7 separate regions of the Homo sapiens genome follow, and regions 1, 2, 3, 4, 5 and 6 are each linked to region 7. The links are chromatin loops, found by intact Hi-C in ENCODE. Cell type or tissue: IMR-90. All regions are shown on one strand.

What was found. A loop is a pair of places that touch in the nucleus more often than their neighbours do. Peaks named below come from ENCODE experiments on the same cell type or tissue, not always from the same donor. Only the 100,000 strongest peaks of a DNase experiment are listed, where the experiment ranks them.
Region 1: it touches region 7 in a loop (8-fold over the local background); 69 of 110 quality-filtered maps call a loop at or near these places.
Region 2: a loop joins it to region 7, with 4 times the contacts of the local background. A loop is called at or near these places in 4 of 110 quality-filtered maps.
Region 3: it touches region 7 in a loop (9-fold over the local background); 27 of 110 quality-filtered maps call a loop at or near these places.
Region 4: it touches region 7 in a loop (2.3-fold over the local background); 6 of 110 quality-filtered maps call a loop at or near these places.
Region 5: a loop joins it to region 7, with 7 times the contacts of the local background. A loop is called at or near these places in 26 of 110 quality-filtered maps.
Region 6: a loop joins it to region 7, with 14 times the contacts of the local background. A loop is called at or near these places in 10 of 110 quality-filtered maps.

Annotation. Positions count from the first base shown.
Region 1 is chr20:13,118,189-13,122,188 of GRCh38, forward strand. The region is part of intron 8 of SPTLC3 (serine palmitoyltransferase long chain base subunit 3); the gene reads left to right. It also overlaps a transcript of TASP1 not described here. Among named protein-coding and RNA genes, the nearest start is that of ISM1, 100 kb to the right of the region's middle. In IMR-90, a CTCF peak has its summit at 1,511 (motif pointing right); no DNase peak of the experiment used is centred here.
Region 2 is chr20:13,260,366-13,264,365 of GRCh38, forward strand. All of the region lies in intron 1 of ISM1 (isthmin 1), which reads left to right. It also overlaps a transcript of TASP1 not described here. Among named protein-coding and RNA genes, the nearest start is that of ISM1-AS1, 23 kb to the left of the region's middle. RefSeq lists a silencer at 1,757-2,051. In IMR-90, a CTCF peak has its summit at 1,899 (motif pointing left); no DNase peak of the experiment used is centred here.
Region 3 is chr20:13,323,300-13,327,299 of GRCh38, forward strand. It overlaps a transcript of TASP1 not described here and a transcript of ISM1 not described here. Among named protein-coding and RNA genes, the nearest start is that of ISM1-AS1, 86 kb to the left of the region's middle. In IMR-90, a CTCF peak has its summit at 1,840 (motif pointing right); no DNase peak of the experiment used is centred here; H3K27me3 peaks cover 288 bases.
Region 4 is chr20:13,395,571-13,399,570 of GRCh38, forward strand. All of the region lies in intron 13 of TASP1 (taspase 1), which reads right to left. Among named protein-coding and RNA genes, the nearest start is that of ISM1-AS1, 160 kb to the left of the region's middle. In IMR-90, no CTCF peak of the experiment used is centred here; no DNase peak of the experiment used is centred here; H3K27ac peaks cover 170 bases.
Region 5 is chr20:13,457,275-13,461,274 of GRCh38, forward strand. The region is part of intron 11 of TASP1 (taspase 1); the gene reads right to left. Among named protein-coding and RNA genes, the nearest start is that of TASP1, 180 kb to the right of the region's middle. In IMR-90, a CTCF peak has its summit at 1,776; no DNase peak of the experiment used is centred here.
Region 6 is chr20:12,968,563-12,972,562 of GRCh38, forward strand. No RefSeq gene overlaps it. Among named protein-coding and RNA genes, the nearest start is that of LINC01722, 18 kb to the left of the region's middle. In IMR-90, a CTCF peak has its summit at 1,904 (motif pointing right); no DNase peak of the experiment used is centred here.
Region 7 is chr20:13,544,769-13,548,768 of GRCh38, forward strand. All of the region lies in intron 8 of TASP1 (taspase 1), which reads right to left. Among named protein-coding and RNA genes, the nearest start is that of TASP1, 92 kb to the right of the region's middle. In IMR-90, a CTCF peak has its summit at 1,961 (motif pointing left); a DNase peak (open chromatin) is centred at 1,953; H3K27ac peaks cover 201 bases.

The DNA of each region.
Region 1 (4,000 bases), 430 kb before region 7:
TTAGTTATTAGGGAGGCTGACCCTATGCTACAAGTTGTGGGTTTTAAGAGTTTTAATCAAAACGGTGGCAGGAATGTACTTTTAAGAAATATTCTCTGCAAAAAAAATTCTTTCCATAATGTTGCATACACCATAGGTCAAATCCTGCCATTCTCCAATATCTTATCAATATGCCTTAAAAATTCTGATCTGCTGGGATTAGACTGTTAAGTGAGTGTTGGCCCTGTCATTCTAGTGCCAATATCACCAAGAGGTTTGTGGAAAAAAAAAACAAAAAAAAACAATAAATATTTGAGAGAAATTTAAAAGGAGGGAAAGGAAAGGGACAAAGAAAATCCAATATTCAAACCTGGGTTTGAGAGATAAAGGAGCCAGTTATCTGAACAATGAGAGGATAGCCTTGTCCAAATTCTGACACCTATCTCAGACAAACCTACACCTGTCCCAAAGAGCAGATGTGACAGTGATGTTGGCTCAGCCTAGGATGCCACACCAGGCCCAAAACCAGTGCATGCAAGTGGTATCAACAAAAATCCCCACTTTCTTACCTATTGTGATGAACAGGAACAAGAGTTCAGACTTCTGGTAAACCAGTTAGACAAACCAAGAAGTGCAGCAGAAAACAGTCCTCTCATTGAAAGCTCATGATTTAAAACAACAGATTTAATTCTGGCCACTGGCCCTGCCATGAAATGCACAGATGCTTAAAATGTTCAGAGTTTTAAGTGGCCTTTACCCTTCAATAAGCACTGCTTTCTTTCGGGCTCAAAGCATTGTTTTTCATCCCCTCTTCACTGGCCTGTGGGAATCAGCTGGGTAATGCTAAAACCATTGGGAAAGCCCAGGATCTTACAAAATTCAGCTAAATCTGGTGAAAGGTTAAATGTTCCCTTCCTAGACTGTCGAAGCAGTAGGAGCAGAGGGTCTCAAATTTAGGAGCTCCCTGATCCTGGCTACATTGCTCTGTGAGCTTGTGGTTTTGTGATTACTTTAGCAGCAGTTCTGAACTACAAAATTTTTAACGAAGCATAACTCTACTTCCTGAACCAAAGGCACCTGAATAAACCGAAGCAAGCCAATTCTTGAAATGTTGTCAAATTTGGTGGATGTCACATTTTTCCCCCTAGAGTAGCTTCATTTGATACCCACTTTAAACAAAGGCTCGCGACTAGCAGAAGTAAACACCAGTTCACCATGATTCTCTCTCATGCTCTCCATTCTGATGTCAGCTAGAGTATTTTTAAGATGTAGGCGTTCTTGTCCACACAATTTCTATTCATTTGGCATAGATACTGAGCAATTGTGAAAATTACCATTATTTACATTAATCGGGATGCAGAAAAAGTATGTACATCTGTTCATTTTCTTATCTCTTAAAATGCTCATTTTATGCATATTTGGATACAGAGGGTCGCATTGTTCATTCCCTCTCCTCTCCCTCCTTTTTCCTCCCCACCTTTCTCTGTCTTCTCTTCCCTTCATGTTACACTGCAGTGTCTAAATTTACCACTAGATGGCAGCAAGAATTAGAGCGTGTCTGGCAGAGATTCGTTAGCCTACGCTGAGATCTGCCCTAAAACAGCAAGATGCAAAACCTTGAAAACATAGGGGCTGTTTCCAAGACCTGGGCGGTGAGCAGGAGGGCATTTGAGAAAATGCCTGTATCCCTGATGACTTAAAAATCAGTCAGATACACACCTGTGTGGAATGATTTTGGTCAGACTGTGATAAACCTGGGTAAACTGGCTTCCTTTCGGCTTAATGAGCCCATGATTTGATGGAACTTATGTATCCGTTCCTTTGTACCTTTAATTCTTTTTAATTATGTTAAGTTTCATTATGTATAATTTCAAGTCAAACATATATTTTATTCCTATGAACTTCAGATAATTTTGTGAAGAATTTTTACTTTGAGTCTGTTTAAATTAGGATTCGGCAAATACTAAAGATTTTTGTTTGAAAAAACTACTTCTACTAGTATGTTTAAATAATTAAGAGTAGAGTTTTCAAACTCTGATAACTGTACTGTAAGACAGATAGATAGGTAGATAGATAGTTGATAGACAGATGAATAATCTCCCAGATACTTCCCGTATATCTCAAATTCGGGGATTATTGCAAAATAGCTAGGATTCCAAACCAATGTATACAAAAGCAACAAAATTGAACATAAAAAAAGTTAAAGTACACACATTCAGACTTGCTGTTTTTCTGAAACTGTGTATAATTTCAATTTCACTGTTCTCATAGGGTTCTCAGTAAACCCTGAAATTTGAAAATAATCAGTTAGCTCCAAAAATCTAGAAAAAAGAGATAAAAACATCTGGCTCTTAACTCTCTTTTTAAGTGATGTTAATATTGGTATAGAGGGGCTGCATTCCCAGTAACAGTGTCTAGGAGGTTCTGGAAATCTTTATGGAATGGGTCAAGGTCAGAGTTTTATATATTAGCAACCAGATGAGACATGTAATGAAACACATTTGAAAACAAGGAGAAAAAAATGGTTTAGTATGACGATACTACTAGAGGAAACAGAGGTTTTGTTTTTATCTCAGAGCCTTTTCCTCACAAAGTGTCCTACAAATTCCCCTCTGCTAATTGGAAGTTGCTGCCAGGCTGTGATCCCCACTTTCCACCTCAAGGAAACTGCTAACAGTCTGTCCAGAGCCAGCAGAGTTTTGCTGTTTTGCTCACTTTGGGTTTGGAGCCGCTATAGATGCACAGTGAACAGCCTAACATGGAGGAGTCTGTCCTTTCAAGACCTTCCTGATGAAATTCCAGATCACTACTTCTCTCCACCTGTCAGAGCTCCGTGCCATGAATGGCTTCTTTGAAGGAAAGCCTAAGCTGATGGGACTAGGTTTCTTATTTTTATTCTTTCACATTTGTATTGATCCTGTTGCTGGGAAATGTGGTCAATGCCGAAGACCCCAAACTTTTCCCCAGGCAAGGATCTTGAGTCCACCTGCATGCCTGGTGCCGAACACTGGCTCCCACAGCCTCCACAGGCTGACCAGAGACTTGCAAATGAATGAAGCGATGGTAGCCCTTGTAACTGATAGGTTGCAGGGCTGGAATTCTGGAGAAGGGAACTGGGACAGGGCAGACAAATTTGGGGTGAGCATTAGCCCCAGAAGCCTGCATGCCAGCCAAAGCCAGGTCACTCTAAAAAGTGAGCTCTGCCCTGCACACTAGGCCCTGGCTGTATTTAACATCCCTTTGAAGTAAGCAGGGGTCAGGGAGTGAGCTCTAAGATGTTTATTCTAAGAGTCTCCTGTCTGATTTCCTCCCAAAAGGCCACCCTTGCCCTTGAACTTCAGGCCTGTGTGTAGAGAAAACAATCAGGGTTTTGAACTTCCAAATGGACGTGGAAACCTCGATACGAGGAGACCTCTAACCCACCCTGAAGAAGACACGACCCAGACTCGCCTTGCAAAAGACCAAAGCCACCTCTTAACTCATGGCTCATAGCACCCAATGGGGGAACGAGAGGGGGAATTAGTAGCCAGGAATCAAGGCTCTCCCTGACACTCTCCAGAAGTTACTCAAAGAGCTCCATTTTTTGAAACACACAAGCAAATAAACTTCCATCCAGAAACTCAGACCCTGAGAGAAAGCAAACTCAGTCCAAAAAAAATAAAATTTTGGGCAAGATAGTCTTAACATTAAAAAGAACCAGTGCTGCACCGATGAGGTATTTATTCAAACTAAGAAGGCTCATGACCTTGACTTTAAAAAATGTCTCAATCTGTGAATTAGGGTTGGGGACATTGGGAAGAGCCCTTTTCAAGATCAAAGGAAGTTTTGTTTTACTTCCTTGTCTGATCTTTGTCAGTGATGGTCCCCAAGCTAAGAGACAATTGCTACACTTGTCCCTGAGAATGCAGTTGAGTAATACCCTATATGCTTTGAGGCCCCTGGCCACCTTTCCTCCATCTCTAAAACCCGTCTGTTTTCCATTAGACGGTCAATATTTAGCAGGCCACCACTAGGTATCCAC
Region 2 (4,000 bases), 280 kb before region 7:
AATGAAGCTATTACCAAAAAAGCACCTGTCAGTGAAGAAAGTCGTTGGCAGGGCTTTGGAATTTTCCAACAGGTTTTACCCAGCTTTGAGCTAACAGGTAGAAGGATAGAGAGAAAGGAGAAGATGTTCTAGTCATTGCAGATAGAATCTACATTTCATGCATTTGTGAACCACTGGATTTTTATTTAATCTCCCCACCCTCAATTTGATGTTTTCAGCATTTGGAATAAAGTGGAGTTTTTTTTTTTTTTGAAGTTAGTGTGAAATAATTTCTCCAGAACAAGTGTCTCTTTAGGATTCCATTCCGAGGAAGTCAGAGCTGAATAGAGTGAGAGGCTTTCTGCAACTCTCATTCTACCTCACCATGGTCATTTCACAGAATAAATAACCAAGGTCCTATATCAGTCAGCTTTTGTTGTGTAACAAACCACACTGGGTTCACTAGCTTAAACCCGCAAGGATTTATTATTTCTCATGACTCTCTGGGTCAGCAGGGTGGCTCTCATAGCCTGGGGAGGCTCAGCCAGGGCTGGATGGTCTAGGACAGTCTCCATCTGAGTGACTGGCCATTGGCAGGCTGGTGAATCTGGTATAAATTATCTCTGCTGCACACGTCTCTCACCATTCAACAGGCTAGCTTGGCCTTCTTCACCGAGTGTTCTCAGCATTCCAAAGAGCAAAAAAAAATAGGCAATCCTAAGGCACAAGTGCTTTTCAAGTCTCTGTTAACTGTTGTCCCTTTGGCCGCAGTAAGAAGCTCAAAGAAGGCCAGGCACAGTGGCTCATGCCCGTAATCCCAGCACTTTGAGAGGCTGAGTTGGGTGGATCACCTGAGGTCAGGAATTCAAGACCAGCCTGGCCAACATAGTAAAACCCCGTCTCTACTAAAAATATAAAAAATTAGCCAGGTGTGGTGGTGGTGGGCACCTGTAATCCCAGCTACTCTGGAGGCTGAGGCAGGAGAATCGCCTGAACCCAGAAGGCAGAGGTTGCAGTGAGCCGAGATCGCGCCATTGCCCTTCAGCCTGGGCAACAAGAGGGAAGAGTGAAACTCTGTCTCAAAAAAAAAAAAAAGAAAAAAGAAGCTCAAAGAGTGTGGAAGCAACTACCTGAGGCGTGGATCTTTAGAGAAAAGAAGAATTTGTGGACATTTTTGCCAACCAGTCTACCATAAGTGCAGAGGTGCAATAACTTACCAAAGCTCACAAAACAGGAAGAGGCAATGCTGGGACCCAGACCCAGACCTTGAAACTCCTGGCCCCAGTCCTTTCCACAGTACCCTGAACCCTTTTCAGGATTCCAAGGTTAACGTCCAATGACCTTTGAAACCCATTTTAGAAGTACTTGGAGCAGAGAGATTAGCAATAGGTTTCAATGAGGGTTCTTAACTTTAGTGTTGAGAAGAATCCATCTCCTTAATTAGGATAATAACTTGGCAAGGGTCCCTAGGCCACCCCTACCCCAGACCTCAGCTTCTGAACTCTGCCATCCATGTCCTTTGGCTTAATTTCCAGGTTCTCCCTCTCACCAACAGAACACCAGCCTTGGCCTGGGCCTTATATCCCCTCATTCTATGCAGGGAGACACAGAATCACTGCAGGAGATGTTCGCCTTCTGGTGTCCTGTTCGACACCCGTTCCCTCTGGTCGTAGGAGGACTTAGATACTTGGGCCTTTTAGGTGCACTAATGATCTGGTGCCTCTTCAAATTGGGTCCTGGAAACCGAGTCCTAGACAGTTACCACTCTGTTTTCTTTGCCGGTAATGGAGAAAGCACAACTTGGAAAATCACCAATAATCCACACTCATTAAATATTTGCTCAAAGTTTGACTTAAAGGGGTGGCTGAACTCTAACAGGGCTGAAGAGGAGGGATGGAAGCCCCCTGGTGGCCACTGGTGGCCTGGCCTTTATAGCCCTGAGCTGGTTAGCTGCAGCCTGGAAGGCTGATAGAAAGCCTTGCCCTTAACTGGATGCTGAGGATGGCTGGCCTCACACCACAAGGGCTTTATCAAAGTGGTTCTGGAAAGTATGATTTCTCCATCTCTCTACATTTGCAGGGATGTTTTAGGTGATGTGTGAAGGGTTTGTTTTTCTTTTTCTTTTTTTTTTTGGCCTAACTCACTTTCCACTCGTGTACTCTGCTTCTTACATGTTTTCTTACACTTGAAAGAATAATTTATCCTTCATTTCAGTTCATTCTTTAGCCTAACAGGACATAAAAGAAATCGGTCCTGGAAAAGCTACCACTCTGTTTTCTTTGCCAGCAATGGAGAAAGCACAACTTGAAAAAATTCACCAATAATCTGCACATTTTCAAGATCAAAGCAGTTTACAGAAGTATTCAAGACACACCAGTGAAGTGTTGATCTCCATTTTGTCAGCCGGCCCCAAGAACCTTCAATGAGGAGAGATACACAGGGATGGGTGGCCCCTCCACCTCAAAGCCAGCTCCCTACCCAAATGCAAAGAGTTGCCCATTCTTCATTTCTTCTAAAGCCTGAGATAATAAACGAGGTCACTGCCAAGCCCTAAAGTAAACATCGTTATGATACATTCTGCCGCCATAACTAGGGATTCCTCAGCTATTAGTCAGACCGTGACAGCAGGCTCCATTCCCAAACCAGGACTGAGACCCTCCTGAATTCTTGAGCCCATGATGTACCTGTGTCACTGGCTCTCAGGGCTGTCGTCAGAGTGCCCAGCAAAGACTGAAGCATACGTATGGCCGTTTCCCCTCTGCCAGCAATAGTTCCTAAAGGGGCATTGCACTGTCATGCTTGCTATAAAATACGGCCATTGACATTTGCTCTGTTCCTGCTGCCTGAAGGGGAATGATTGCCATCATACACAGGCTTCATGAGAGCAGCAGCTGGTCAGCCTTGTCATCTGTGTCTTCACAGTGCAGTTTTTCCCCAGTGCATCCTGGCTGCCTCTTTCCAACACTTCTCAGAATAAGTCCCAACAAGCCCCCCACCACCCCCTGCTTCCACTCCTAGGATCGTGGTCTCCATCCATCTTCCTGAGCACTAAGAACAAGTGTGCCCCTTCTAGAAAGCCGATTTTATGGTCTAAAACTCACTTTATTCATTCTCCTGGTTTTCTCATCTTAGGAGTGCTTGCTCCTCAATCATGTTAAAGATAATCAGTGTGCCATTTTCTTCTTTTATCTCTTCAAATGGCAAAACTTTTGCTCTTCCCTTTGAAATACCACTAGTGGCATTCTTGAACTTATTTTTAGATGTGTGGAACTGTTCCAGACAAAATCGATGCTCGGCACAGATAAAGCCCCGAGTGTGTTTATTGTGGGTAGAAGAAAATGGAGTGTTTGAATGTGGAAGGCGCACAGCCATGTGCCTGGGTGCAGTATGGCTTCCTTTCATCTGGAAAAAGGAAACAAGCATTGTCGATAATAATATGCAGATGTCCAGCCCCAAATGAGGATATATTGCTAATTAACTATATTGTTAGTTTGTTTTAAGGAGAGAGGCTGTAGTGACATTAATTATAATCTCTGTTGTTTGTTGTTCAAAGTCTATGAGACCAAATGCATTGCTAATAATATCTTCTTTAATATCTTCAGTAGAAGATTCCTAGGGTTTTTTTGTTTTTCTTTAGAATCCCACATAAAAGCCACATTAGGGGTAATGAGGCCTGTAGCCTGAGCCTAATTAAAATAAAATCTAACTAGGCCCTCGTTACCCAATGATAACTTTAGCCATCATTATCATCAACTAGTACTTATTTGTTGCCCCCTGAGCTTGTGAAACTGGGGGAAGGAGGAGGGAGTTTGGAGACTGAAGACAGGGCCTGTTCTTTGCCTTTCAGAAATTTGCCAGCCAGTCTGCCTTCAAGAAGTCTGCCTGATTGTGTTAATCTGGGGAATAGTTACCAGTTTTTGCCTTAAAGAGAAAAAGTACTAAACTTTCCTAGACAGCCACAATTTGTTACTGATTTGTGCCTCTTCTGGAGGTTCTGAAAGTGGTGAAATCAACCCTGTTC
Region 3 (4,000 bases), 220 kb before region 7:
GAAGGGAGGTCACTTACTGGAAACACAATGACTCAGGCGGAGCAAGGCAAGAAAGTTGGAATCACACTGCAAAGGTAGAAAGAGCTCATCTTCCTGGATGAAAGACTATTGAACCGTGGTTCCCATAACCCAGTGTGTTACCAAAGAGAAAGAACTCAGCCCTATTCCTTTCCCAATGTAACTTATATCCTACCAAATCCAGTATCTACCAAAAAACAGATAAATGCTTCAGTATGATACTATTCATATGAAACTACGTTTTCTTGGCCATTTACTTTGTTAGGCAACATATAGTATCTCATTTAATCTTTATAACTACCATACGACTATAATTCTCATTTGATAACCTGCATTTATTCCTTTAGACCTGATTTTTCTTATACATGTCATGGACTACTCCCAGAGTTAATTACTAAAAGAATGTTCTTAAATGAGAGTATTTAGTATTTATCTTGGAAAAAAAGCCTTCTTCTTCAATCCCAGAATTTTGAAATGAAGGCTTCTTTATGGAAGAATAAACTAACCAACAGAAAATCATTGGTTTATTCTTTCATAAATAGATGGGCCAAAATATTTTTGGTCTCCTCTGACCAAAAAAATTGTTAATAGCCTGAATGATAAGAAATGCATTCTTTCTTGTGAGTCTTTCTGAGTTTCTATTTAGTTAGCTGCTTTTAGGGTGTGTGCTTCTCTAAGAAATGTTATCTATCTCCCTTCCTATAAGGACAACAACTTGCAGTGGTGTGAAATTATTATAAGTCGAGAAGTATTTGCAGTAATTGCTTGGTGCCCTATAAAAACATACTGTAACTTTCAGGTACTATCCCTGGGACCTAGCTGTGAAATCAACTTTCATAACCCTCACGAATGCTTGTGTACCTGTTTACAACAAGTGGCTGTTTACAAAGCATGTCCCCATGGGTTGTCTCTGACTTTCACAGCCCCACCTCACAGGTAAGGGAACAGAAGATGACAGCAAGGAATCAATTAGCTTAAAAATTCACAGAGAGTTGTAGGGAACAATTGCCTTGCTAGCTGCAAGATATAACTAAATGTGAGGTGTGTTTTTTAAATATGACTTCTAGCTCCAGAACTTGTGCAGCTTAAAAGTGATAGGCAGTACCCAAAGATGCAGAAAAGAGGATCTTGTCCACATTTTAGGCAGGGGTGTAGAATTTAAATTTACATCCTTACTTCTCACTGAAAACTAACAGGTCTTAATTGTGATTAGATGAGAGACTTTTGGAAGAAACTAAGTTTCAGTTGGCTTTAATTATGCCTTAATCATGCTCATCTATTTCAAATATTAAGGAAGCTTGCACTGGAATGGGTAGAAAGGGCTAGAAAATGAAAAACAAAATGATGCCTACAAAGTGTCTTCACACCGCTTTCAATTTTCCAGGCATAATCTCTTCTTGAGGTTGGTGTCAAGCCAGGTGTCAGGAACAGCACCTAGCACCACTACAGAAAGCACCTACTAAACAAATTATTAGATATTACATACATTTGAAGCTGGAAGCACGCTTAGAAATAACCTAGTTTAAGTTTCTTATTTTCTGGATGAGAAAATTAAACCCCAGGAAGGCAAAGAGACTTGCTCATGCAGCTGAAGAAAAATACAAGGATCCCTAGCTTTGATGACCACATTTTAACACCATCTGAATAGAAAATATTTGTTTCTTTTCGGCTTCTTATCCTGTTAGTGCAGCTATTTCTCTATTGCTGCCTCAAAGAAACAAATCAGAATGTTTCTGTTTATTTTATAGGTAGTGTTCCAACCAGGGAGCTCCTGGATGCAAGGAACAGAGAGCCACTCGACCTAAGTGACCACCAGAGGGTGCCCACAGGACAGCCCGACAAATGGGGTGAGGTGGGGGGATGGCCCTGGAGTGTCTCCCTTCTCACGAGAAACGCATGTGGTATCACAACTGAGACTTATCTTTTGTTCCCATCAAGAAGTTAGAGGTCTCAGGTCTCTTCTGAAATGCGAGGTTGCACATCTGTATTGGGGAAGAAAATCTGCAACACGTGCCAACCTCGTGCTTAAGATGTATTTGTTTCGAACTCCTGCATGCTTGCTCTTCTGGTATCTGTCTCCATAAATAAAATGGGAAGAAATATGTCACTTTGATTTCCACACAGGCAGAAGAGAGTTGTGATTAGATGTCATGAGAGGGTCCACAGTTTCTGCTACAGGAAAGGTGATAGGGGGATTATAATATTCACCTTTCCCCAACTTGTTTCCTGGAACAGTTACCTAGTTGTCCCCAGAGAATCGATAATGGGTTTAGACAAAAACCCTGTGTTCCCTTCGGAAGACGAAATTCCTTTCAGAAGAAAGCCAGATCCAGAATAATCAATTAATTCCACCTGTATCAAAACTGTGACATGTGGGTAATATCCATTCATTCCTTCCCTTTGATAAACTAGGTTCATCCATTTGAACCTGATTTTTCTTACATGCCAGTAATTACTCCGAGAACTGACTCTTAACAGAAAATTTTTCAAGTATAATATTTGACATACACTTTAAAAGAAAACATTGTTCTTTAATCCCAGCATTTCAAAATGGAGGTTTCCTTATGAATATAGAACACCAATACACACGTCGACCATCAAAAAAGTGGTACCTACAAAGAGGTAGTCCTATCTTACCACCTCTTTATAGTCACATCTTCCACCCAACCCTCCCAACTCCGGGTAACCACTGATCTGTTTTCCATCACTACAGTTTTTGAAATGTCATGTAACCAGAAACATGCAGTGTGTTACCTTTTTGTGAGTGGTTTCTTTCGCTCAGCATAAGGCCTTTGAGATTCATCCAAGTTATCATATGTGTCAGCAGTTTATTCTTTTTTATTGCTGAGTAGCATTCCATGTATGGATGCACCAGAGCTTGTTTATCCACTCGCCTACTAAAGGATATTTAAGTTGTTTGTAAGTTTTGGGAAATTATGAAAATAATTGCTATAAACATTTATGTACAGATTTTTATGTGCACCTAAGATTTCATTTCTCTAGGGTAAATACTTAGGAGTGGGACCGTTGGGTCATGTAGTATGTATATGTATATATTCGATTTAAGTATATGTATATATTCAATTTAGTAAGTATATGTATATATTCGATTTTTCAGAGTGGCTGTACCATTTCCATCTCCAGCATCAATATGTGAGTGTTCCATACATACACATACTCAGTTGCTACACATCCTCACCAACACTTGGTATGAATTTTTTTTATTTTAGCCATTCTAATAGGTATATAGTGGTATCTCAACATGTTGTTAGTTTGATTTCCTTAGCGTTTCATGATGTTGAGCATTTTTCATGTGTTTCTTTGCCTTTCATAAATCCTTTTTGATGGTATGCCCAGTCAGGTCTTTTGTTCATTTTTTAAATTGGGTTGTTTACACATGATTATCTCAATAGATGAAGAAGAGGCCTTCAATAAAATTCAACACCCCTTCATGTTAAAAACTCTCAATAAACTAGGTATTGCTGAAACATACCTCAAAATAATAAGAGCCATATATGGCAAACCCACAGCCAATATCATACTGAATGGGCAAAAGCTGGAAGCATTTCCCTTGAAAATTGGCACAAGACAAGGATGCCCTCTCTCACCGCTCCTATTTAACACAGTATTGGAAGTTCTGGCCAGGACAATCAGGAAGAGAAAGAAATAAAGCATATGCGAATAGGAAGAGGGGAAGTCAAATTATCTTTGTTTGCAGATGACATGATCCTATATCTAGAAAACCCCATTATCTCAGCCCAAAAGCTTCTTAAGCTGATAAGCAACTTCAGCAAAGTCTCAGGATAGAAAATCAACGTGCAAAAATCACCAGCATTCCTATAACAAACAACAGGCAACCAGAGAGCCAAATCATGAATGAACTCCCATTGACAATTGCTACAAAAAGAATAAAATACCCAGGAATAGAGCTAATAAGGGAAGTGAAGAACCTCTTCAAGGAGAACTACAAACCACTGCTCAA
Region 4 (4,000 bases), 150 kb before region 7:
CACTACTTGGGCAATGTAAATATGGTATATGGTACTGTGAGACTGTATTGTGAACTGGGTAGTACCTTACATCCTTGCATTGTGAATTCTTGCCTGACATGATAATAGTCACCCTCAGCTTTCTTTTTTTTTTTTTTTTCTTTTTTCTTGAGACGCAGTCTCACTCTGTCACCCAGGCTGGAGTGCAGTGGCGCGATCTCAGCTCACTGCAACCTCCACCCACCAGGTTCAAGAGATTCTCCTGCCTCAGTCTCCTGGGTAGCTGGGACTATAGGCGCGTGCCACTACACCTGGCTAATTTTTTTTTTTTTTAGTAGAGATGGGGTTTCACCATGTTAGCCAGGATGGTCTCGATCTCCTGACCTCATGATCCGCCTGCCTTGGCCTCCCAAAGTGCTGATTACAGGCATGAGCCACTGCGCCCGGCCACCCTCAGCTGTCTTTTAGTGCCACAAACGTGATACACCTTAAATGACTAAGTCCAGAGAGAAAGGCAAGAGAAGGGCTGGGGAAGTGTGTCTGGTTGGTTTTTATTGCCTTGTTTCTATTGTGGGCTTTTACATTTTTTTCTCTCTTAATGAGTTGACTCAGGAGACACTGCCACCCACCCCTATCCTTTTCCCAGAAGTTCCCTACCCATCGCTTTTTAAGAGCTGTCTTTCAAAAAGACACAATTTGTGAATAACTATATTCTAAGCATTCTTTGTGTGCAGCATTAAACCTTGGAATGTAGTTAACTGCTCTAAAAATAGAGTTTGGTCGTCAGACTTCATCCTGAAAGCAGATGTACTCAACTAGCTGACAGTTTCACATGAACCTTCTTAATATAGTCTAGAATAATGTGTATATTTTATAGAATAAAAATCCATTAACTATGGGTGAAAAGATCTGGGTGCCCACTTACTAAGCCTGTGTGATATTGGACAACGGAAAATGAAGACTGGGTTAGATGGTCTCTAGAGCATCCTTTCAGAGTTTGGACAATCTCTGATGCTGACTTCATTTAGCTTGTGTATACATTGTTAATGAATCAAAAAAAAGTATTTACTTCTATTTTCTCATTGTCTTAAATTAAAAGTATTAAATAGGCCAGAGCAATTTGAAGATACAATTCCCGAGTTCAGCCAACCAATCAGAAATATCAACAGAATGAGAAAGGAATGCCATATGTTATTTATCTTACTGTGTGTCGCTCATACCTCATTCTCCACGTTGAAAACAAGGATGCCAGATGAAACACAAAGATGACATTCGGGTAAATTTCATTGTTAGCACTGAAACAGGGATATATACAGGGCAAAAAGTTCTATTGTTCTCACATACAAATATCATGTCTAAGGAGCCTTAAAATAAGATTAAAATGCTGTCTGATGAGAACAGCATATTCTTCCAGCCTACAGGCCACTTTGGTTCTTACTATCACCAGGCTCACTGACACCACACTTCAGTCAGAGGCAACATCAGACAAGAGTTCCCTCCTATTTTTAGGTTAAAAGCCCAGTGAAGATACTCACATAAACATGGCAAGCCCCACAGTAACTATTATTTCACCACTCACATGGAGAATTATCATGAATATTCCCTCTTGCTACAGGTGATAAAAGTGCTCCATTATTTAACAAATATTTATTCTGCAAGTTATTATGGGGGAACAGAAGAATGAAACATGGATCTCGCTCTAAGTGCAATTATGTCTTTGCAGGATGCAGAAACTAGTTCTTTGTGAAATCTTAACAATAAGTCCCTATATTTGCATAATGCTTTAGTTTCCATAGCACTTTTGCATCAATGAGATCCCTCAAAATACCATGTCAGACAGAAAGATGTATACTATACCTATTTTTTTCAGATGAAAAAAAAAATGAGACAGAATGATAATGTGGTTTGCTTATGGTCAGAGAGGAAGTGGAAAAATTGAGATGTGAATGAAAGCCTCTGAACTCCAAATTTAGGGCTATCTTGACTCCCCCTGAAGACTTACCATGAAGGAGGATTCTAAATCTGGCTCTGTTAAGAGACATGCCTTTAACTGCAGGAGGTTTTCAGGGTGAATCAGAGCTTGCTCAGGAAAGCTACTGGAACAAATCTTACCAACAAATTTCAAGATGATTCTGGGACTCAGAGAAATCGGTTTGAGCCTCAACTCTGCTGTTGATAGATTGGATAGTTTCTGGATCGGGAAATCACTGGCTCTCTGGGTTTCAATGTCTTTTTCGGTAAAAGTGAAAAACTTCAACTCAATTATATTCAGAGTTCTTTCTGATTTTGACATTCTACGGAGTTTTACTACTGAGGGTTTCCCTTCAGGTCTGTAAGGGGAGGCTATGGGTCACCATTTCCTTGGTCAAGACAGCCCAAGGGAACTGTCTTTTCCTCTTCATAGGGAACCTGGCCTCAACATCCTGATGATTTGTACTAGGTGAAACCCAAAATGTCATTTATGGTCTTCTGGTTGGTAAGCTGCCAGATAACATGAATCTTACTATAGTTTGAAAAGAGCATCTTCTATTTGAAAAGAAATGAAAGGCTAACACTTAAACTATCATTAAGAATGAGGCTACTCTCCATTTGTGTAATGGACAATTTCCTGAGAATCTCAGTTAATCTGTCAGTGAGGAATTTTGGAGGGGAAAAATACAAACCACCAACAACTGATTTGAAGAAAGTTCTCTTTGTCAAAATCTTGTGCTTCCTGACTTACTGATCCGACCCATGCCCCCAAAGAACTGTTAAGGCACGGAGACCCAGAAAGCAGCATTTCTCAAGCTGACTTCTGCTGGGTCCTGGCAGGTGCTCTCTCTTTAAAAAAAAAAAAGCGGGGGGCAGTGCGGGAGCATGGGCAAAAGCTGCAAGTGTATTGCTCCACCTTGTTCTACCCTTCTTAGAGCCAGACAGGCACATGAGCACAGAAAGGTTCAGACATCCTGCATTCAAAAGACCTGTGTGACTCTGTCAAAGTTAGTTCATCCCAAATGTCAAGGAATGCCTTCCTTTAATACTAGCTGTACCTGGAACTACTACAAAAAATATGCTGAAACTTTCCTTTTATTTTACTCCAAAACGTAACCTCACTTTCCTTTGCTGATTCTTCCTCATCTCCCCAGCAACTAAATGTTGGAATGTCCAAAGACTCAACAGTTAGACTACTTTTCTTCCACTCATTTTAAAGAAAAATGTCTATGAAGTGTTTTGGATATAAAGTGAAGCAGCTGGTTGCACTGGAAATTGAGGTAAGAATAATAACTCCATAGATCAACCTCCTCCTCCAGTCGCCACTCCATTTCTTTACTTCCATTTACAGCAAAGTTATTTGAAAGAGTTCTCTACACCTATTACCTCAAATTCTTTCCTTCCATTTTCTCTTTAAGCCCTCTATAATCAGCTTTTTGCTTTCACCTCTCCACCAAAACCCCTCTTTATCAAAATAAGAAATGACTTCCAATGCCAAATCCAATAGCCTGTCCTCAAATCTAATTTCACAAGGCCCAGCAGCAGCATCTGATAAAGTTGATCACCTGCTTCTCCTTGAAACACCCTTTTCCCTTGTTTTTTAGGACACCACTCTCACCTGGTTCTCCTCTGACCTCTATGATTATAACTTTTCAGTCTCCCTGGTTGCTTCCCCAACTTATAAGTACAAAATTTCCCCAGGAATCTTTTCTCCTGTCTGTGTTCACCTCCTTGGTGATCTCATCCAAATGTTTTTTAAAAAAATGTTTATATGCTGAGATTCCCTAATATGTATCTCCATCTTAGTCCTTTCTCCTAAACTCCAGACACACATATCCAGCTACCTTTTGGGCCTCCCCATTTGATGCCTAACAGGCATCTTGAAATTAACATGTCCAGAACTGAGTTTCTGCTACTTCCCCTCAAGTCTTTTCCCCCAACTTCACCTTCTTCCTCACCCTAGTAAATGGCAATTCTATTCTTCTGTTTAGGCCAAAATCTTAAGAGTCATCATTGCCTTTTCTATTTCCCTCATATCTCTATCCAACCC
Region 5 (4,000 bases), 87 kb before region 7:
AATAAAAAATAAAATGGGATCCTATAAATTATATACATTATTTTAAAACCCAAACATTCAGGTAAATAAAATGTAAAAAGCAGGATGGTATATATACGATAGGATGGCTTTAGGGAAGTCTAAATCAATAAATAATGCTTTATGCTCAAAAACAACTTTTACTTTATAGAATTTTTGTAAGAAAGAAATAAAACCACAAAACTTTATTGTAGTATACTTAAAGGATTTAAATTAACCTAAATTTACATGAAGAAAAATATTTTATAGATGTTTTTCTGTATATACACATATAGATAAACTCACAACTTTTTAATGCTTTTTTTCTTTTTAATTTTATTTTATTTTTCAACTTTTATTTTAGATTCAGGAAGTATACAGTTTCTTAAATAGTCATTAATCATCTGTGATAAGGCTGCAATGTCACTCTTAAGAATTCTGGGAACTCTACCTACAGAAGAACAAGTTTATCCAAATATGCAGAAACACAGACATTCACAATCTAATAGAGCTATGTTAATAAGCTGGAGTAAACACTGAATTATCACACTAATTTTAGTGATTCCATATAAGCAGGGTCTGTTATGGAACTATATCCCGGAAGGGGCTAATAACTAAAGGACAAAAAGACCCTACACCCACAGAATTGCCTGACAGTGTAAAAATCAAGTGAAGAATCACTGTGAAATTCATTTTTTTAAAAATCTAAATTTCAAGAAAGATGTTTTCATTTGTAAGTTTTCAATTATTGCATTGTCACCAAAAGAGTACTAAATATAGCCTAGTCATTGGTGGTACACAAAACCTTAACTGAGAGTACAAAATATAGTCAAGACAGTAGTGGTACACAAAACCTCAATCTAGTGTGTAAACAAAAAGGTCAACATTAGAAGTAATGGTCAATCCGAAATATTTCAAAACCGCACACTTATTTTAGAGCCATTTGTTAACAAGAGCAAGTTCTACACATTCAATTGAGTGAACAGTATTGTTTTGATGGTGAACACCCTAAAGGAAGAAAAAGAGTGCCAGTAATTCAAATTTTTAATTTCCACAGTTTTTGTTGTTGTTGTTTTCGTTTGTTTGTTTGTTTTAGATGGGGTTTCGCTCTTGTTGCCTAGGCTGGAATGCAATGGCACGATCTTGGCTCACTGCAACCTCTGCCTTCTGGGTTCAAATGATTCTCCTGCCTCAGCCTCCCGAGTAGCTGGGATTACAGGTGCCCCCCACCATGCCCAGCTAATTTTTAGTAGAGATGGGGTTTTACCATGTTGGCCAGGCTGGTCTCAAACTCCTGACCCTTGGATGATCCACCTGCCTCAGCCTCCCAAAGTGCTGAGATTACAGGCATGAGCCACCACTCCTGGCCCATAGTTAAGCTTAATTATCAATTTCTGGGATAAATAAAAAAAAGAATCATTCACTTTCTTGACCCATCCAGCTGGGCTCCATCCCAGGACTCCTAAGCCCTGTGGTTGTTGCATGTTCATGTTAGTTAACGCCACAGCTCAGCGAAAAAACAACTGATCTGGGGACAAGCAGGTCAACTTGCCAACATACAACATTAGTACATGTGGGTTCAGAGCACTCTGCATTTTTCTTTCATATTCTAATTGTGACAAACAAGGCTATATAAGGTTTAAAATTTTGGCAAATGTAAATGAGGTTTATGGAAACAATATTCATGTCATGCCTGAACAAGGATAGTGTCTTCTACTAAAACCAGATTGGGATTTCATGTCATGAGACAAGTTTGTGTAGCAGTTCATCTACTGGCCCCTAGAGGCCACTCTCCATCACCCCTCAAAGATTTATGCCCCTGGCTGATATCCGTCCTGTCATAATACCTAGTTGACTTCATGGTGCATGGAGACTATCCTTCCAACTCCATGACTTCTCAATTTTTTTACCTCTTACTTTATTTATGTTACCCACTCACTCCCTTTATCGTCCCCTAGTCTTTGTGATTTCCCAGTAACATCACCTCTTGCGTGAACCTCACTTGCAAGAATCTCACTAACCACCCCTAACTGCACAGTGCATACCTTCTGGTTCCCAGACTCCAACAACCTCCCTCCCAAGTCCTCATTTTGGCCCTAAGTAGCCAAAGTCCATAGTCCATCATTATAATTAATTCTCTGCAGAAACCATCAGCTAAATTGGTCTGCTCTTGCCCCATCATACTCACCTGACAAAATTCCAACCATAATTAAATCTTACTCCATGCCTGCACCCATAAACCAAACTTTGCTGAAGATAATTACACTACCATGCTGACCATGCCTTCTTTAAATTCATGGTCACTATCTTCAATTTGGACCCTTAATGCTGCCTGGCAATACATAGGCAAGTACTGACCTATACTTTCTTGTTTTTCCTCAAATTTCCAATATTTCCTCCTCCATGGGAACTCTGCTGCTGTCTTTCCCTGGGAGAGACAGAAGCAGAAAGAACTTTCATCAGCCCCCACCACATCTTGATTCAAGACTTGCCTCCTGTTACTACAGATGAATTGCTCATGCTCCTCCAAGGTCAATAGCTTCACCTGTTGACTAGGTCTACTGCTTCTTGCCTCCTCAGGGACCTTCACCTCTGCCCGAACACACACATCATTAATTTGTCTCTTTCATGAATCATTGTCCTGTATTATTTGCTCTAACTTCTCATCTATAGAAAAACATACACATTTGTCTTCTATATAGACAAGAAAAAAACACTTTCCTCTCCAGCTACCACCCCATTATCTTCTTCAAGAAAGGAAAAATTCCTTCAAAGATGTGTCTGTACTCACTGTTTCCTATTTATCTCCTCAGTCTCTTCCCTTACCCACTCACACTGGGATTTGTATCCCCTCCACTTCATCCAAACCTACTGTGAAAGGTCATCTATCACCACCACAGGGTGCTAGTCAGTGATCAGTTCCCCAGTCCTCCTCTTACTGCTCATCGGAAGAGTCTGACCTGCTGATCGTGCTTTGCTGCTTTCTAGCACTTACTTCACTTGACTTTCAGGACTTCACAAACTCCTGGATTTTCTCCAGAAGCACCAGCCACTCCTCCTCAATCTCATTGCTGGTTCCTCTTTATCTCTTTACTTTACCTTTGGAATGTTCCAGAGCTCTTCAAGGTCTTCTTTTATCTGCATCGATTTTCCTGATCTCATATCATGTATCACTTTAAAATATCATCTGCACACCATTGATTCTCAAATTTATTTTAGCTCAGGCCTTATCCCTGAACTTGACACTTATATATGCAATTGCCTAATTAACATTTCCACTTGTTCATTTTATAAGCATCTTTTGAAACTGCTGATCTTTCCCCACAAGACTTATTCTTCCTGGAGGCTTTCCTAGATCAGTAAACAGAAACCTCATTTCTCTTCTTTGCCCAGGCCCAAAATCCTCAAGTCATCGTGACTCTTCTCTTTATCTTTCACCCTATATTAATTAATTAGCAAATCCTGTTAGCTTTACCTTCAAAAACTATCCGGAATCCAATCACTTTCCCATCTACCTCCATTACCCTGGTCCAAGCCACTACTATCTCTTAACTGAATTAGCCTAATAGCCTCCTATCTAGTCCGTCAGGTTCTACTCTTGCCTCCCAAAATCTATTGTCAGCACCCAAGCCAGAATGGCTTCAATAAAATGTAATTCAGGCCAATTTATCTTCTCAAAACTCTTCAAGGCTCCCATCTTATGATGGCTTGCAAGGCCTTGCATGGCCCTTACTACTTCTTCCAGCTCATCCGTAACCATCCTTCCCCTTGCTCACACTGCTCCAGCCACACAGGCCTCCCTGCCATCCCTCAGCCAACTCTAGACACATTGCTAACTCCTTTGCACATGCTGTTCCCTCTGTCTGGTACGTTCTTCCCTCCACTGGCCACATGGCTCTCTCCATCACCTTTGGATTTCTGCTCAAATGTCACCTTCTAAGGGAAACTTACCCTGACCATGCTCAAAAACTGCAAGCTTCTCTCCTGCATTTTCTATCCACCT
Region 6 (4,000 bases), 580 kb before region 7:
TTTGCTGTCTTCATTTGGAGGCTGACAAAGGCTAAACTATTTGCCACCAGTGTATAGTGATACAGTGAGATCAAAAAATAATCTTTCATTTTGAAACATACCTTTCATGTAAGTCTGAAAGTAAAAACTGAAACTAGGAGTTTGAGCTAGACTCGCGGCTTTGAGAAGAACCTTCTTTGTGAACCACTTTCATCATGAGATGTAAATCAAATAGGAGCCCATTATCCTTTGGGAAACTCTGAATATTGTCAAAAATCTCTAAATTCAAATGCATCAGAATGTTCTTAAAATGCGTACGGCATGGTTGTGGATGGTGCATCCTTGCAGAGGTTAATAAAAAGTGCAAAGTGATGTTTTCCTTCCTCTGGCAATAACCAGAGGCAGGACTTGGGGCTCTTTCACTCTGGAGAACATTAAAAACTTGGACTCTTTTCGGGACACAAATGTGAAAACCAGCAGGTTTTCAGTGTTCTAGCAGCTGTGCCCAAAGAGAAATCAGAGATAAATGGCAGCTGAGGAATTCTTTTAACAAGGAGAAGCTGGGATTGTATCTGTGAGCTTCTGTTTTGCACATTGTACTTACATTCCTTACGTTATTTTCAAGTACCAGCAGTGTCTAATTCATAGCCATTTTGGAACTGAGCTTAAAGGAATCTTCTTATCCACATTCTTTGGCAAAACAGACCAGAGAGAATAATTGTAGGAGATTGGTCAGGGTGGTGGGAGAAACTGTAGGAAAAACGCAAACCTTCTTGGAAGGCCATGGGGGTTTTGCAAAGCTTCGGGGAAGAATGAGCAGTTCTTACCCTGGGGCAAAGGGCGAGAAGTAGGTACAAAGGAATGCAGGGGAGTTTATCAGAATAGGTTGTTTACTCATATCTCCAGAAACCGGGCCTTTAATCATCCACGCAATTACCCACAAGTGTATTGACTCAAGGCCTTTGTCATTAAATCTACACTGAATAAATGCCCGCAGTGCCAGCTGGTCAGGGCCACAGCTGCTGACTCTTTACAGTACCCTCTTTGGGGTCTGTGGGTGGCCCTGGTCTCCTAGCCCACTCTTTCACTAGATACCTGTGTCTGAGTGCATTTGTTCATCTGTCATTCAGCCAGGGTCTGTGGGTCAGACCTGGCAAATAATTATGGTGTGAAGAAGGGGTCAGAAGGCCCAGGAGCAGTGGCTCACACCTGTAATCCCAGCATTTTGGGAGGCCAAAGTGGGCAGATCACTTGAGGCCAGGAGTTCGAGACCAGCCTGGCCAACATGGTGAAACCCTGTCTCTACTAAAAATACAAAAATTAGCTGGTGAGGTGGTGCATGCCTGTAACCCCAGCTACTCAGGAGGCTGAGGCAGGAGAATTTCTTGAACCTGGGAGGCAGAGTGAGCCAAGATCATACCACTACACTCCAGCCTGGGTGATGGGAATCTATCTCAAAAAAAAAAAAAAAAAAAAAAAGGAGGGGTCACAGACCTGAAGAAGGAGATAGATGGCGCCTCAGTCTGGAGCATGATGTGTTGAGGGCACAGATGGGCACATGGAACATTCCAGCACTCCTCAGGGTTCTCAGAATACCTGCTGACATCACAGAGGGGTCAGCTTGTAGACCACTGGACAGCAAAGGAAAGGGGACCTCTCATGCTGGAAATGGATTGGAAGCAGAATAAGTCGTTTTTTCAGTAATTGTCTAGGCCATGTGTATTAGCCAAAAATAAATTTAAATCTGTAGTTAAATATTCTGTTTCTCACAGATATCCTTTAAAATACATTAAAGGATAGCATCATATTGTCCAAAATAATAAGTGGGTTTTGATGTCTTTTTCTCTGTTCGCAGGCCACCTCTCTTTGCCAGTCTTGACAAATAATTTCTTAGTGAAGCACCTATTTCAGGCTGAGCCACAAGATGTCAGCCTAAGCTTAGTCATTTTGAATTTTCCTGGCCCTTGAAACAACTACATTTTTTCACTTTTATGACCAAGAAAAAGTCTGAGAAGCTCACGACCCCTCAGGATTAGGTACAGAGACCACAGCAGCTGCTTGCCCTGGGAGCTCTTCATGCCTGTTCTCAGCCATCTTCAGTGAAGATTTCACAGGATAACCCAAACTGGCTCCTTTCTGTGACACCACCCAGGGAACTGCATTCCAAGTGTGGGTGTACACGGATCTCCACCATTGGTCCTTGCTCTCTCTCCTGTCCCATCCTTTCTCCCCTTCCTCAGTTATGCTCTGGGGCAGGTGAGTAATCCTGCATGCCTTCGGAGATGTCCATTTGGGAATGAGATCCTACCTTTCCTTTTCCCAGGCACCCCCAGCCTTATGAGGGATTCCCATCACGTGGCTTTAGAGATGAGAAGGCATCTTTGCCATGAACTCTTGCTTCATCAGGTTGAAACTCACTCTTCCTGTGAACCCCCCACTTCTCTCTATTCTTTCACATGCTGGGAAGGGGACTGCAGAGACCTTTAGGGATAGTACAGAGGATGTGTCTCCTCGTGGCCAGCCCAGGGCAGGGACTGGACCCAGTGGTTTGCAGCCCTTTTTAGAAGGTTGGCATTTAACTCACTTTGTCCTTAGGTTTGGTTCATTGTCATCAAGATGGAGCGATGATGAATGTCCTCCTCAACATCTTTTACATTTTACACTGATAACAGTTATTAGAAAGAACAAAGTTGGACTTGTGGATCAGTGTGCAGTACTAGAGAAAAGAGGAAAACTCTAACCTATTTTGAGTACTTACTTTTTTTCATCTAATTGTCACAAGACAGTGAAGTTGCTATCACCTTCACTTGATAAATGAGGAAAATTTGAGCTCAGAAAGTATTCAGAAACTCGTTCAGGGTCTTAGAATGAATGAGTGAGACAGAAACACAAGTCTGTCTGATTCTAGAGTCCTGTTTTTTTCTTTCATTCTTTCCTTTTGAAAAAATTCCCTTTACTACTTCTGCATTTGATACAAAGTGGTATCTGGTAAATGGGCCTGAAAACTTTCTAAATAACTAGTTTTAAATAATCTCTGTGGAAATTTATACAAACAAAAAACTTCCTTGAAAAAGTATAAACTCCCTCTTCCAGTAGGCTACGACAGACTCTCAAATCATCCGCTTCAATCATTTAGAGCTGCCATGTGCCTTTGGCCTCCTGGTTAAAACTACATAGTCAGAATTGGAAATACAGGTAGCTATTAGTAGGAACAAAGACAGTGAATGTCCAGGACAGAACTGAGCTGCATTTCTAGGTTTGAATGGAACCAGTAATAAAAGTCCAAAATAAATGATCACCTCCACCATTCACTCTTCTATGATGGGTGTAATGTATTATTTTTTCTTTTTTAAAAAAAATTTTATTTTAGGTTCAGGGGTACATGTGCATGTCTGTTATATAGGTAAACTTGTGTCATGGGGGTTTATTGTACAGGTTATTTCTTAGCCCAGGTACTAAACCTAGTACCCAATAGTTATATTTTTCTGCTCCTCTCCCTCCTCCAACCCTTCACCCTCAGGTAGGCCCCAGTGTCTATTTTTCCCCTCTTTGTGTCAATGTGTTCTCATCATTTAGCTCCCTCTTTTACATGAGAACATGCAGAATTTGGTTTTCTATTCCTGTTAGTTTGCTAAGGATAATGGCCTCCAGCTCCATCTATGTTCCTGTGAAAGACATGGTCTCATTCTCTTTATGGCTGCATCATATTCCATGGTGTATACATACCACATTTTCTTTATCCAGTCTATCATTGAAGGGTATTTAAGTTGATTCAATATCTTGGCTATTGTGAATACTGCTGCAGTGAAATATGCATGCATGTGTCTTTATAATGGAACAATTTATATTCCTCTGGGTATATACCCAATAATGAGATTGCTTGGCCGAATAGTGGTTCTGGTTTTAGCCCTTTGAGGAATTGCCACACTGCTTTCCACAATGGTTGGACCAATTTACACTTCCACCAACAGTGTGTAAGCATTTCCTTTTCTCTGCAACCTCCTCAGCATCTGTTATTTTT
Region 7 (4,000 bases):
ATTTATCTTCTCTGGATAAAATTACACTTTCTCTTTTAAATACGAGAGCTCTGCCAGCCTTTAAACTGAGTCTTATAGCAGTGGGGAGTAACAGATAAAGGACTGGAAGGTAACATGGACAATCTGGATTCTATTCCTGTCAATGAAACACCATAACAGTTGGGATGGGCCACTTAACTTGGATTTAAATTCAACCCTTTCCAGACTGTAGAAAAATATTTAATGTTGACTTAATACAGTAATAAGTTACCTTATTTAACATGAGATTTTTTAAGTACAGCGTATCTATGCATATCACCAAATGGCCATATAATTATGAATATACCCACAAAAATAGAAACTGTTATTCAAAATCATAAATACATGACGATTAAAGATAAGCATATTGAAAAGCAAAAAGAAAGAAATAGTACCTATATACTCTTTATCCTTTCGTTCCTCAATAGATCTTATTAGAAAGTAAAGAACTGAGAGAGTAGGAAAGGAGTTAAGTATATTCTAGGATATAAAATATAACCTAAATTATGATAGTGCCATATCCTAGAAAATCGAATGTCATTCAAATTAATCTCAGTGATGTTTTCAGAGACTCTAAATACCCAAAGCCTGTGTTTAGTTCAAATAGCCACAAGGATGGGCCATTCATACATATTTCAAAATATTCCCCTCATTTGGTCAGAAGTACGATAATACAAATAAAAGTAGCATGATATTCAGGGGGACTCTAGCTATGGTCATAATTCCTCTATGGCCTATTTTACTTTGCTAAATTCTGCAGACAGTTTAACTTTATCAACTGACATTCCCCCACCAGGAATTACAAGCTGCAAAAACCAGCGTTTGGTTTGACCAGCAAAGTGTAGTTTGGTGTTACACATTTTTTTTTAAAATATCTTACAATGGAACACACATGGCCAGTCAGCCCCACTCTCTTCTACTTGTCTACCTCTCTAGACCTGTCTCACACATTTAGGCTGCCTACCTGCCTGGCACCCCTGGCTTCTGAGTTTGAAACCACTGTCCTGCAGAAAACCTACGGTGCAACCAAACTCATCCATTTGCAGGCCTCTGAACCCAGGACTTTTATCTTTCTTTCTACCCAGACATATAAGTCTGACCCTTTATCCAACATCCAGCTTAAATTCCTCCAATTCCATTAAGACTGCCATGTGAAACTTAGCAGAGCTTAGAGTGATTTCTCCATCCAGTTAATTCCTGTGGCTCTCACTGATGATTTTGTTCTTCTAACACATACCAAATGGCATGATTTCTTTTTATTGTTTAATTCCTTCGGATCAAATACATAAAGGGCAGGGACTAGGTGCCATATCCTCTATTCATTCTCTAAGATCTATTTAAAAGCCTGTACATAAATAGCATTCAATAAATGTTTGCTGGTGATAATGTTGAGGCCAAAGGTTAAAAAAAAAAGGACTGGAAAAGAAAAATTAAAGACTGCAAGAAGCCATGACTTCTGGTGGAAAAAACACCAATCAAAGCCCATGCACTTCTCCAAATGACTAGCTGGTAGTTCCTCAAGCTACACAAACTGATGAAGCAGTGAAAATAGAGCACTGCCTGTTTCTTGGGCTAATAATCCAAAAAGGATATTTTACAAACCTCAACACTTCTTCACAGAAAAGACAACAATGCTTACAAAATAAAAATGCTCTTAGCACAGCCAAAAAAAGGCACAATCACAAGCTTCATAAACTTGTCTGAGCTCACAAGGCAATTCATATTTCCATTCTGTAAGTCCCCTAGCCCCCCTGGAAAATCACACATCCAAAATAAACATGTGCTACAAAATAGATAGGAATTCTTGTGATGAGGGTCCATTCCTTTTCTTGGCGGTGTGGGGAAGACATGGTCTAGAAGTTCATTTGTAAACAGGCAGTTTTACCTGCATTAACAGGAAAGGCACTTGGTCAAGTTTCTCTAGATGAGCACGCCCCCTTGTGGGCACTTCCTGACTCACCTCTTTGGAATGGCCAGTGGAGATTGTGGGCTGTTTCAAGCTATTATTTTTCAACATTCATTTCCCTCCCTTACTTACATATTATCTTACATCTCTATAATGTTGAGTGAGCATAATAATATTATTTGGTAATACTTCAGATAACCTATCCCTTTTATTTCCCCAAATACAAGCTTATTGTTAAAACAAGCTTAGTTTTTAGACTAATGCATGTTTGAAGCCCTTAAATAAAAGATTTTAAACCTATTGGAAGACTGCAAAATTTACTATTAAGAGGAAATATCATTATATGGGTTTTCTCTTTCAAAATTAATATTCAAATCATCAGCTGTAGATGCTTAAATTAGTAATGTCAACTGAGTAAAGGCACTATTTCTAGAGACTGTGATAAGGATAAAGTAACAAAATGCTCACGCTTCTATGGACATACACAAACAAAATAACCACATACACCAACCTCAAAATGGCAAATGTGTAAAGCAGATAATTCAATTCAATTAACACTTATTAAGTACCTGTCATCTGTGCCAACTAGAAGAAAGAAATTTGATCTGCATGGCATTGGAGCTAGCTCATAAAGGAAGAGTTGAATTAGAATTTTCAGGAAGCAAAGAAGTAGTTAATATTCCATTATTAATTACTGCTTATCCCATTAAGGGAAGGAATATGAACAAAAACTTGGATTTGAGAACTCTCAGCAAATAAAACTGAAAAGAGAAATATATTTGGTGAGAAAAAAAGGTAATTCCAGAAGGAAGATAATGGAAAAGTAGCTTGTAGCTAGGTTTCAAGAGGGTTTATAAAATTCAGCTTAAAAGTTTGGGTTTTAACCCACAGACAGTAAAGATTCTATTAAAGTTTCTTCCAGGAGAGAGACAAAACCAATGCAGGTATTTTTAGGGAAATGTATCTTCTGATAGCACACAGAATTAAAACGGAATAGAGCAGGACTAGAGGCAAAGAAGCCAGGCATGAAGATACTGCAACAGTCCAGCCACTGAGGGTGAAAAGACAAAGGCTCACTGGTAGTATGTCTACTAAAAAGAAACAAGAAAAAAAAAAGTAGTGCATGTATTCATTAAATGTTTATTGAGCATTTATTATATGTCAAGCTGAGAAACCATGGTAAATAAGACATACAATAGCTGTCCTCCTGGAACCTCATTCTACTGGAAGATAAAGACATCAAATAACCACACTAATAATGACAGAGAGACAATTGGAGCAGCACAATAGCTTAAAGAGAGAGAAGAAGGAAGGAGACAGGCAACATTCCCTGGATCTGGAATCACAGGTGTGAAGACCTTGACACAGGAAGAATCTTGACAATGTGACCCGGAGTGAGATGGCAAAAGATTGGAAAGACAGACAGCCATGTCTGCTCCCATAGGGTCCTGGGGACTCTGTTGGGGAGCCTATACTTTATTCTTAAGAGCAGCTGGAAGTGAGTTAAGGGTTCAAGCAGGAGCATGACAAAATCAAACTGTACTTTTAGAAAACTTCAAGAATGCTGGGCAGAGAAATGACTGAAAGGGCAGGGCAGTTGTGGGCAGATAGGTAGGAAGCTAGTGCAATCATCCAGGAGAGTGAGTGGAGCATGATTCTAAACATGCTGAGTTAGACTGTGATGGGTCAAACAAGTGAAAATGTGTAATAGGCAGGAGAAAACAGGCAACTGGAACAGGTTGGGACATAAAAAAAAGGAAATGGAAAAATACATATAGATTCATCCATTCAAATAAACCTTCATTAAATAGCTGCTAATGTGTCAGGTCCTCTGCTGGGCAGGGGAAAATAAAGAGCAAGGAGCCTGACTTGAGAGAACTGGCTGCCTGGTGAAGGTTTGACTGTGAACAATGAAAGTGACCCTGAGGCAAATCCTGGAAGCAAAGAGGAAGAGCTGCAACTCCAAGAAGGGAGTTCTAGACTACCTGGAGGAAAACTAAATGAGTGATGCTGGACATGAAGTCATTAACTGAATTCAATCATATAATCCCAGTTCATCTAAAATGTTCCATGTTT